2 separate regions of the Homo sapiens genome follow, and region 1 is linked to region 2. Evidence: chromatin contacts called from ENCODE Hi-C or POLR2A ChIA-PET data. All regions are on one chromosome and are shown on one strand. Each heading gives the region's core, a stretch centred on a gene start or an enhancer-like site at or near the end of the contact. The rest is flanking DNA. Distances are from core to core; before and after follow the strand shown.

Evidence for each region. Hi-C counts contacts between places; a loop is a spot of excess contacts on that map. ChIA-PET counts read pairs that join two places held with the same protein, here RNA polymerase II (POLR2A). Pooled maps may share reads with other maps.
Region 1: a map of naive thymus-derived CD4-positive, alpha-beta T cell shows a loop between it and region 2 (6-fold over the local background). The contact joins the promoter of DNAH7 here to the enhancer-like site in region 2. A Hi-C loop is called at or near these places in 3 of 168 maps with a recorded cell type or tissue (CD4-positive, alpha-beta memory T cell and naive thymus-derived CD4-positive, alpha-beta T cell), 18 of 37 single-sample maps with no recorded cell type and 16 of 50 pooled maps. POLR2A ChIA-PET finds 5 or more read pairs at or near these places in 5 of 52 experiments (A549, B cell, GM12878 and 2 more).

The regions. Positions count from the first base shown.
Region 1 is chr2:196,066,493-196,072,301 of GRCh38, forward strand. It overlaps DNAH7 (dynein axonemal heavy chain 7), which reads right to left and starts at 2,345. Exons shown (of 65, transcript NM_018897.3): 1 at 2,205-2,345. The coding sequence starts at 2,219. RefSeq lists enhancers at 1,637-1,686, 2,167-2,256.
Region 2 is chr2:195,556,628-195,562,419 of GRCh38, forward strand. No RefSeq gene overlaps it. Among named protein-coding and RNA genes, the nearest start is that of LINC01827, 15 kb to the right of the region's middle. RefSeq lists an enhancer at 2,984-3,033. Within about 2 kb of position 3,169, at least 13 of the 41 ENCODE cell types and tissues checked have a DNase peak (open chromatin) inside an H3K27ac peak, as active enhancers do; they include B cell and GM12878, where a contact is called at or near this core.

The DNA.
Region 1 (5,809 bases), core at 1,095-3,594, 510 kb after region 2:
TCTGCCCACAATCTGTAGTATATCTGTGGGGAGCTTCCTGGTCTTCGGATATTTGTGCCTTTAAACCTCTCAAAGTTTTTCAACTGATACTAAAAATGCCTTTTAAAGTTTTAACTCATTTTAAAAATGAAATGAGCAATTGCAAAAGATTTACATTTCTTCTAAATGCCTAATTTAAGAGAAAAGCCCAGACTGCTATTCCTGAAAAATTCCATGTCACTCTCAACCTTCCACTAATGAGATGAATATGTTAAAATCTCCTTCAGCAAATACGATTTTACCACCTGCTCACTTTCTCAAACTGAATGAATATACAAGTAAATGTCACATAAAAAATGGCATTTCCAGAAGTTTAATCCATTCTGTTTGTTTTAGGTTAAAACATAAAAACTTTCATCCTTCCAAAGGAAAGCTACACTCTAAATTAGCATAAATGAAATTCTCAAGATTAGTTTTTAAATTACAAATCAACCAAAACAGTGATAGAGGGCCCTCTGCTGTTCAAAAATAGTAAGTGGAAAATGGAAATCATGTCCATTCTTTTAAGATCCCGCTGCCTCTTCAATAAATCACAACCTTTCTGGAGGGGGAGTGAGAGACTAGGGTGTCATTTCCCAACATCACTTTTATAAAGATGAAGCAAAATTTAGAACTTAACGGCTGGTGGGTTTTTTGTGGATACTTTTTAGTTGTAGATGGGTAAGTTAGGGGAATTGTGAAAAACAGCTATTGAGAAATACCATTGGAAATGTGGTAAAAGTGTATTTTAAACTCTAACAACGTAGGATATGGTTCAAGATCTGGCCGAAGACTAACTTGGGCAACAAGCAAAGAAGCTGCTCAATATATAATAATGGTGACAGTAACAAATGTTATTTTTTAAATCTGATTACATTAATATCATGTAGAAAAAAACTAGTAAGATCTATTAAACAATTGCTCAGTGTTTTTGGTTACTTGTATCTGAACTTTTTGTTTTTTGCTTGTCATTTACTCTTTTATTATTAATACCAATACTAATTATACTTTAGCATATGAATCAGTGTCCATTTCTTAGTTCTTAAATTATACTTATTTTTTTAAAAAGGTTCAAACCAAATTTTCTTGAGCATTTCAGGTATTAATTACTTATTTGATGAACTAACCAATCAGGATCTTCACATAGTTCTGTTAGTAATGTACAACTCAATGGATAGGAGACTAAATCCGTTTTAATACTGTTTCCACAATAAATTCTAACACTACCGAAAAAAGCATTATAAAGCAATAAAAAAGAAATAATTACCGTTTAATATTGTTTAAAAGCTAAATGAAATTTGCAGGCTTAAAAACAACTGTTTTTCTTCCAGGAGGTTTATAGAGTCCTTTTCCTTATTCATCACTACGTAGAAAGCTAGAGTTATTTTCTAGCTAGCCAGAATAATGACCACGTTTAATATCTTCCCATTCTGTGCTGATATTAAGACGACTGACCATTGTTCTGCCTTTCTGTTAGTTGCTCTTAAGTTCAATAAAGAAAGAATTCTTAGAAGAAAAAGGAGAGAAAGACAGAAAGGAAAAAAACGAGAAAAAAAGAGAAAGAAAAGCAGCTATTGCAAAGTGCATCTTTTATCACATACCATGGAATATCATCTTAAGAAGTGCCATATGTCACTTACCAAGGCCTTTCATGTATAGTATAATATTGTATAGTTATGGTATGGCATGGTATCTAATTTGAAATTGACAACAACCTCAAAAAGAAGAAAAGTTGTTCTGATGTTTCCCCCGCTCTGCATAAGAGGTGGGAGAACTAAGGCTTACAAAGACTAAGAGATTTGTCCAAAGTCACATGGCTAGGAGTTGGCTTCGATTCCCACCTTAGAACCCAAACCCGCTGCAACTCCTCGCAGAGCCGCCTCTCACCCAAGCACACCGCCATTAGCACTCTGGGGGTGCTCTGGGCTGTGGCTCCCCCTGCTGGCGCGCCGCTAGGCGGCTAGGTTTGGTTGTTATGACGACCAAGGGCAAACAGCTGGGAAGGGAACTTATAAGGGCATTCACGGAAAGCGCTCAGTAACCCAGGCCACAAGTGGGGTGAAGGAAGCTGTACACCGCGGAGTCACAGCTGGGGAGTTCGCTAGGCAGGAGGGGCTTCCACCACTTCCGAAACGCCTGGGAAGCGTCGCGGCGGCGGCGAGCCTGGCAAAGAGCAGCCCTCTCACCTGCTCACTGCTCATGGCTGCGAGGACGCGCTGGCCTCACCGGTGCTTCTGGGTTGCTCCTGCCCGCGGAACCCCTAGGACGATAGAGGCAGGGCCCCGGGACTTGCAGCGGTCTCAGCTCCCTCCGCACCAGAGCCGTCTAGCGTCCGGGCAGCGTTTGTTGCTAAGCAACGGGCCCGCGCAGGTTCCATTTCCGGTCATCTGTTCCTTCTGGGGCTGGACCCGGAAGCTGGCGCGCGGTCCCGCAAGAGGAGCTTTCTGGGGCGCTGCTGCCAGTGTTGTGAGGTCTAAGGTGTGCGTTGAATAACCAAAGACACTGGGTGGGTCTCCTCCAATATCCTCTGATTACTGAAGTAGATCCTCACACTTCCGCACCCTCCTTCTAAATAAGCCGGATGCCCAGGACTGCTGCCTTAACCCCTCAGAGGTCTCGGAGAAACACTGGAATGAAATGATTACAGATTTCATTGCTAATGTGGGCGAGTGGAGTAATGCGAGGCAGGATCCAGTAAACACCTTTCATTATTCATGTGCTTCCAACCCCTGTGCTGTTGACTCTTCCCACACTCCAGAAAACTATCCTTTGGAAGAATACCAGTAAAGGAACCTTCCAACAATTCTTGAAACCAACATTCACAGATGGTTTACTACATGAAAAGTGGTGTGCTAAGCACAAATGTGACCAAGACATCCATTCGCCACAGGCTGGGGGGTGTCCAAGCCAAGCACTTACCGTGTAGTGGAGACGGTGCTAAGAATGGCAGTCCTCAGTGAGAACATAAAGCACCAACTAATTTTCTCATGGAGGGCATGGAAGGGATGTGGAAGCTGAAATGTGAAGGAAGAAGAAATGCCAGGCAAAGAATGCCGGGCAAAAAGCAGGTCACATACAAAGGCCTGAGACAAGAGAGCATAGCTATTGGAAGCAGTGAAAATGGTTCTGAGAGGTCGATGAGTAGGTTTGGATAAAGGGGATTGGAGCCAGTCTAGAGAAGAAGCTGAGGTGATAAGCAGGTGATATATCTTAAAGGACCCTATAAAAGGGCAGGAGTTTGGATGTCAAAAGCAACTGACCTCCACTGAAAAGTTTTATGCTAAGAAATGGCAGAATTCCATCCTGAAATTAACAAGGAACCCCAAGGGGTCATAAATAGCCAAAACAATCTTGAAATTAAAGAACAAAGTTGGAGTACTCACACTTCTTGATTTCAGAACTTACTACAAGACTATAGTGACCTTAACAATTTATTTTCAACAAATGATGCTGGGGAAACTAAATGTCCATATGCGGAAAAAAATGCAGTTGGACCTTTACCTAAAAACATCATATACAAAATTATCTCAAAATTGATCAAAGATGTAACTGTAAGGTCTTAAACTATAAAACTCTTAGAAGAAAACTTAGAAGAATCGCTTCACGACATTGGATTTGGCAGTGATTTCTTGGACATGACACCAAAACGACAAGGAAAAAATAGACAATTCGGCTGCATCAGAATAAAAAACCTTTGTGCATCAAAGAATACTCTCATCAGTAAAAAGACAATCCACACAGGCCGGGTGTGTTGGCTTACGCTTGTAATCCCAGCACTTTGGGAGGCCGAGGCAGGCAGATCACGAGGTCAGGAGATCGAGACCATCCCGCCTAACATGGTGAAACCCTGTCTCTACTAAAAACACACACAGAAAATTAGCCGGGTGTGGTGGTGGGCACCTGTAGTCCCAACTACTCGGGAGGCTGAGGCAGGAGAATGGCATGAACCCAGGAGGCGGAGGTTGCAGTGAGCCGACATCACACCACTGCACTCCAGCCTGGGCGACACAGTGATACTCCGTCTCAAAAAAAAAAAAAAAAAAGTCCACAGAATGGAAGGAGATATTTGCAAATCTGATGAGGGATTAATGTACAGAATATTAACAAGTGTTAATGAGGATGTAGAGAAATTGGAACTCTTGTGCACCACTGGTGGGAATGTAAAATGGTGCAGCTGGTATGGAAAACAGTATGGCAGTTCCTCCAAAAATTAAAATAGAAATATATTATGATCCAACAATTCCACTTCTGGTACAAACCTAAAGAAGTGAAAGCTGGGACACAAACATACATACATATATATATACATATATGTATATATATGCTCATATTTATAGCAGCATTATTCACAATAGTCAAAAGGTGAAGCAACCCAAATGTCCCTTGATAGACAAATGCATAAACAAAATGTAGCATATACATTCAGCCTTTTAAAAAGGAAGGAAATTCTGATACATTGCTACATCTGCTGCAACATGGATAAACCTTGAAGACATTATAACTGAAATTAGCCAGTCACAAAAGAAAGAAATACTGTATGATTCCACTCATCTGAAATACATAGAGTAACCAAATGTATATAGAAAGAAATTAGAATGGTGGTTGCCAGGGACTGGGAGAGGGAGGGCCAAGAAAGGGAATGAGGAATTAATGTTTAATGGGTACAGAGTTTCAATTATGCAAGATGAAAAAAAATTTGAAGACGAACGATGGTGATGGTTGCACCACAATGTGAATGGACTTCATGCCACTGAATCGTACACTTGACAATGGTTAGAATGATAAATTTTATGTTATATATGTTTTACCATAATTTTAGAAATTTGTTTTAAATATCCTTAAAGTAAGAGGAGGAAAACTGAAACCAAAAAATAAAGAAGGAAAAATGACAAGATCATATTCCCATTTTACAGAAATCACCCTAATTTCAGCATGGTAGAGGGATAGTAGGTAGGTGGGACTGGCAGTAACAGAGAAACCTGTTAGAAGACTATTACAAGAGTACAGTGAGGGATGAGGATGGCTGGAACTGAGCCAATGACAGTAGGAATGGAGTGGACACATTCAAGAGATATGTGGGAGATGACTTAAGATGTGGATGTTTAAAGGTAAAAGGTTGAGGATCATTTTACTGCTTTGGATACCTGAATGGATGGTGGTATCGTTCACTGAGTAAGAAAAAGGAGGAGAATAAACAGGCTTTACAGAGAAAGTGATAAGTCCAGCATTGGGCAGATTGAGTGTGAGATATCTATAGGACATGGAAGTGTGTATGTGGCTGGTAGACACTGCACATATTGGTCAGAGCTCAGAAGATAATTCCTGGGCTAAGGACATGGATCTGAGGCTTACATATAAATGACATCTGAATCCATGAGCATACATGAAATGGTTCAAGGAGTATGTAGGGACAGAACGGAAAGGAACCTAGTAAAGAAAAAACTAAAACCTAAACACTACCAATCTTTATGAATTGGATAGAGGGGGATCCTGCAAAGAAAATCGAGAAAAAGTAGCTAGATATAACAGGGAACTCAGAATATAGAATCATAGAAACAAAGAAAAACAATATTTCAGGAAAAAGAATATAGAGAACAGTATCAAAAGCTTCTGACAATATGTAATCTAAGGATTTAAAAGTATCCATTGGATAGAGTGCCAAGGAAGTCATTGGTGAACATGGCAAAGGAGTTTCAGTACAATGCAGTGGGAGGATTTGGGGCCAGATTCCAGAGGCTGAAGAGTGAAAGGAGGGAGACTGCCAGAATAGACAATCTTCAGAAAGTTTAGG
Region 2 (5,792 bases), core at 1,919-4,418:
AATGCAGTAAAATTGACATACATATTCAAAATATTTACAAATAAACAACGTAAGGACAACCCAGAAGCATTTTTATTCATTATGACATTGACTTATAGGGTGCTACTTTTGACTGTTTGCCCAAAGCCTTCCCAATTTATACCTGTTGACCTAACATAATTATTAATAACACCTTCTTTTATTATCAGGAAGTCTTACTTTTTTTGTTGTTTTTTTTTCTGAGGCGGAGTCTTTTTCTGTCACCAGGCTGGAGTGCAGTGACATGATCTCCACTCACTACAACCTCCACCTCCCGGGTTCAAGTGATTCTCCTGCTTCAGCCTCCCGAGTAGCTGGGACTACAGCGCGCACCACCATGCCTAACTAATTTTTGTATTTTTAGTAGAGATGGGGTTTCACCATGTTGGCCATGATGGTCTCAATCTCTTGATCTCGTGATCTGCCCACCTCAGCTTCCCAAAGTGCTGGGATCACAGGTGTGAGCCATCATGCCCCTCCAATAAAATGTATGCTTAATCCTACCTACTAACCTAAATACACACCAGGAAATTCAGAACCTATTCCTTTTGCAAGTTGACTTTCTCTAAGAAAAGCAAAAAGAAAAAACCTTGACATGATCCATCAGAATGTCTAATAGTAAAGACCAAAATGTACTGTGATATAGTGAAAAGAATAACAACATAGAAGTTTAAAAACTTGAAACATAGGCCGGGCACAGTGGCTCACACCTGTAATCCCAGCACTCTGAGAGTCCAAGGTAGGCGGATCACCTGAGGTCAGGAGCTCAAGACCAGCCGGGCCATGGTGAAACCCCGTCTCTACTAAAAATACAAAAAATTAACCGGGCATGGTGATGTGCGCCTGTAATCCCAGCTACTTGGCAGGCTGAGGCAAGGGAATCACTTGAACCCAGGAGGCAGAGGTTGCAGTGAGCTGAGATCTCACCATTGCACTCCAGCCTAGGCAACAAGAACAAAACTCCATCTAAAAAAAAAAAAAAAACTTGAAATATAGTCTAAATTGTGCCCACTAATTAGCTGGGTAACTTTGGAAAAAAATGTTTAAATGGGTCTCACTTTACACACTGAGGAAGGCAGGATTTATTGACCTAAACAAAAATCTTTAAGAGCCCTCTTGCTCTATTATTTTCTAATTCTTCAGTTTATCTATTGCATTTTCTCCTTTATTTTTATTATTTTTTGAAATATGATTTTTGGCACATTGATTTAATTTTCTAGTGGTTAAATTATTTGAGACATCATTTAAATTCTTTAAAAATCAGGCCAGGTGTAGTGGCTCATGACTGTAATTCCAGCACTTTGGGAGGCCAAGGCGGGCAGATCACTTGAGGTCAGGAGTTTGAGACCAGCCTGGCCAACATAGTGAAATCCCATCTCTACTAAATAAATAAATAAATAATTTAAAAATCTAAAAAGGAGGCAAGCATGGAGGCTCACACCTGTAATCTCAGCTACTTAGGAGACAAAGGCAGGAGGATCACTTGAGTTCAGGAGTTTGAGACCAGCCTTGGCAATATAGCAAGAAACCATCTCTAAAAAAAAAAAAAAAAATGAAAAGAAAAGAAACAAAAAAAACTAAAAAGGATATAAACTTTTGATTCTAATGCTTTATATAGCAAACATATGATTTAGAATAATTTAAATTATTACATTCAAAATATGTGTTTACTTCAAATATATTTTCAGAAACCTTAAACAATAAAAGTAAATAAATAATGCTTTTTAGCCTCATCCATCTAAAAGCAGGTAGATGGGGAGATGACTCATGACCCAGAACCCCAAGATTCTCAGGTCATGGTCACCTTTTGCCACTCTCACCACCACCTCCAACAAAGCAGTGGAAAAGCCTATATGCTGACCTTGTGGTCCAAGGAGATTTAAAGTGTGGTGGGGCATTGTGGGTTGAACAGTATCCCCAAAAAGATTTGCTCAAGTCTGAACCCCTAAAACCTACAAATGGGACCTTATTTGGAAACAAATAAGAGCCTCGGTGATATAATCAAGTTAAGATGAGGTTATACTGCATTAGAGTATATTTACGGAAAGAGGTATGAACATTCTGACAATCAGTATACACTACTGGTAGGAGTGTAAATTCGTTCAACCCTTGTGAAAAGCAGCATGGCAATTCCTCAAAGAGCTAAAAGCAGAACTACCATTCTACCCAGCAATCCCATATATATCCAGAAGAATATAAATCATTCTACCATAAAGACACACACATGCAAATGTTTATTGCAGCACTATTCACAATAGCAAAGATATAGAATCAACCCAAATGACCATCAATGACAGATTGGATAAAGAGAATGTGATACTTATATACCAGGGAATACTATGCAGCTATAAAAAAAGAACAAGATCATGTCTTTTGCGGGAACATGGATGGAGCTGGAGACTATTATCCTTAGCAAACTAATGGAGGAACAGAAAACCAAATACAATATGTTCTCACTTATAAGTAGGAGCTAAATGATAAGAACTACGAACACAAAGAAGGAAACAAAAGACACTGGGACCTACTTAAGTGGGGAGGGCATCAGGAGGGAAAGAAGCAGAAAAGGTAACTATTGGGTACTTGGCCTAACACTTGGATGATAAAATAATGCATACAACAAACTCCCATGACATTGGTTTACCTATGTAACAAACCTTCCCATGTACCCCACAAACCTAAAATTAAAAGTTTAAACAAGGGGAAAATTTAGACATACACAGAGACAGGGCCATTTGATGATGGAGACAGAGATTGGAGGGTTGCAGCTGCAAGCCAAGCAATGCCAAAAATGTCAGCAAGCACCAGAAGCTAGGGGAGCGGCCCAGGTCAGTTTCTCCCTTAGGGCCTCCAAAAGGAACCAACCCTACCAACGCTGATTTTAGACTCCCAGCCTCCACAACCGTGAAACAAATACAGATGTTTAAGCAACCCAGTTTGTGGTGTCTTGTTACAGCAGCCCTAGGAAACTAAAACTGGGAGCATCAAAGCCATTTCCTGCTCTATTGTGTCCTCGTCCCACAGATGAGCCTAGAAATGCCTGACTTGGCTATGTAAAAATACAGAGAACTTGCCACTTTCATGAGAGGCTGACTGCTCATGAACTGTCACAGGACAGGTGCACTTCATCAGCCTCAGCTCATGCTTTACTCATGGTCTTTGTTGGTTCCTTTGAAAGCAGGATGTGGTTTGCCCCAGCTTCCCTCCTTCTTGGAACCAGCATGTAACGCATACTTGTTTTGAGAGTTTTTTTTTTATTATTATTACTATTGCAGAGAAACAGGGCTTTAAAAAGATTCAAAAGCATTTCAAAACTATGAAAATCTCCCAAATATATAAGTGGTATATGTGGGCTTTGCTGAGATGTCATTGCAGTTTGGCCTGTTTATTGTCATCTGGTACCTGCTCCATAAGGATGACAGTTATTATTTGTAGAATCATTCCATGAGCCACTTCTAAAGATGCAGCTTTATTAGGCCACTGAAAATGGAAAGATGAGATACAGTCTCTGATCTCACAGAAATTACACTTCAGAAGGGACAGAAATATTTAAGCAAATCAGGGCAATAGGTGTTAAAAATTAAAAAGTGTACGTGGCATATTGAGGTGGCATAAGTTAGGTATCATTAATAATTTCAAGAATAAAATGATCTTGAATTGAGATTTGGAAAATATAGATATTTGTCAAGTAGGCGAGGCGAGAAAGGGCATTCCAGCATGGGCAATGGTCCAGGTATGTACACACACATACACACTCACACACACATTGGCAAATTTGAGGGAACTGCAAGTAGTTTATTGTGGGTAGAGTAATATAAAATAGAATTGAAAGCAAGTTTTTTAAAATGAGCCTAAGGGAATACGATAGTAGCAAGAGAGAACTTTGTTCAGAAAATTATTGCATACGTTTCTATTTTTTTTTTCTTGTTTTTGAGACAGGGTCTCACTCAGTCGCCCAGGCTGGAGTGCAGTGGCAAGATCTCAGCTCACTGCAGCCTTGACCTCCCGAGCTCAAGCGTTCCTGCCACCTCAGCCTCCCAAGTAAGTTTCTGAGACTATAGGTGTGCGACACGAAGCCCAGCTAATTTTTTTTTTTTTTTTTTTTTTTTTTGTAGAGACTGGGTTTTGCCATGTTGCTCAGGCTGGTTTTAAACTCCTGAGCTCAAGTGGTCTGCCCACCTCAGCCTCCCAAAGTGCTAGGATTACAGGTGTGAGCCACCATATCCAGCCAGGTTTCTATAGTTTTTTTTTAATAGGTAGCTTTCACATGTGACTCCATGCATCAGAGTAGGTAATTCAAAGAAGAGAACCTCATCAGTTAAGACTCACAATATCATAAGGTAAAAACTAATCCTTTGCTCAAAAGAATGAGAAAAATATTTACTATAATCCCAAAGTGTAGTTGTGGTGGCAGAAGGGAAGAAGAGAAAGGAACAGAAATGAAACAAAAATGATCAGGAGGTAGAGTACACTGGACAAAATAACTGTAGGATGGCTCCCAGTTTTCTTGCATTGGTGACAAGGAGAATGGAGACACTGTAAGCTAAAGGCAAGAAAGACAGTGAGTTCAGTTGTGGGAATATCAACTGTTTAATACCCTATGGGGAAATACTAGTAAAGTTGTCCAGTGAGCATCAGGGATGACGAACTCAGATGACAGGCATGATTGGAATTAGAGATATCAAATGAGCTTATAGTTAGAAGTTGAAGCTAAAAAAAAAAAATGGATAAGCTCAGTCAAATGGGCTTGTAGACTAAGAAAAGAAGGTATGTAATGATTAAGAGCATAGGCTCTGGAGCCAAAATGCTAGCGTCTGGATCATAGCTCCATTACTAGCTAGCCATGTGATCTTAGGCAAATTAACTTCTCTGTTTCAGTTCCTGCAATTATGAGGTTGTGAAAATTAACTGAGTTATTTTATGTAATGTACTTAGAAGTGTGCCTGACCCATAGTAAATATTCAATAATCTGTGAAGAGAGAAAATGGGGACATGGGAAAAGAGAGAGGCAGAGACAGAAAAAGATTGGTGAGAAAGACAGCCAAGGAAAAAAGCGCAATGAAAAGCAGTATACAAGCAGTGGACAAAGAGAAGGGGGCTATAAGAAAGGCTGGAAAGGTGCTAAAGGACGAAAGAAATTAAAACCAGCAAGGAATGTAAGAATCTCAAGATGAAGTGTTGGTTCAAAAGTTGGATCTTGCTGGGTGCGGTGGCTCACGCCTGTAATCCCAGAACTTTGAGAGGCAAGGCAGGCAAATCACTTGAGGTCAGGAGTTCAAGACCAGCCTGGCCAACATGGTGAAGCCCTGACTCTACTAAAAGTACAAAAATTAGCCAGGCATGGTGGAGTGTGCCTGTAATCCCAGCTACTCGGGAAGCTGAGGCACGAGAACTGCTTAAACCCAGGAGGTGGAGGTTGCAGTGAGCGGAGATCTGGCCACTGCACTCCAGCCTGGGCAACAGAGTGACACCCTGTCTCAAAAAAAAAAAAAAAAAAAAAAAAAAAAAGACATTAAGAGTCCACCGGATTGGTATTTGGGTCAGTAGGAGCTCTCCGAGAGTACAGCACAAAAGCAGAAGCAGATGTGTGGGAGGTGTGGGAGGCCACTGCACAACCTCCTCACTAGCCTCCTGCTGTTTTTACCTACTTGTGTGTGTACCTAATAGAATTTTTCTTGATATGAAGGTGCAACCTGAAGATTTAGCATTTTCTTTCAATTTAGTCAGCTTCCTGTTTTTCATGCAAATTGGTCTGGAGAGAGCCGTTTTAAGTAGAT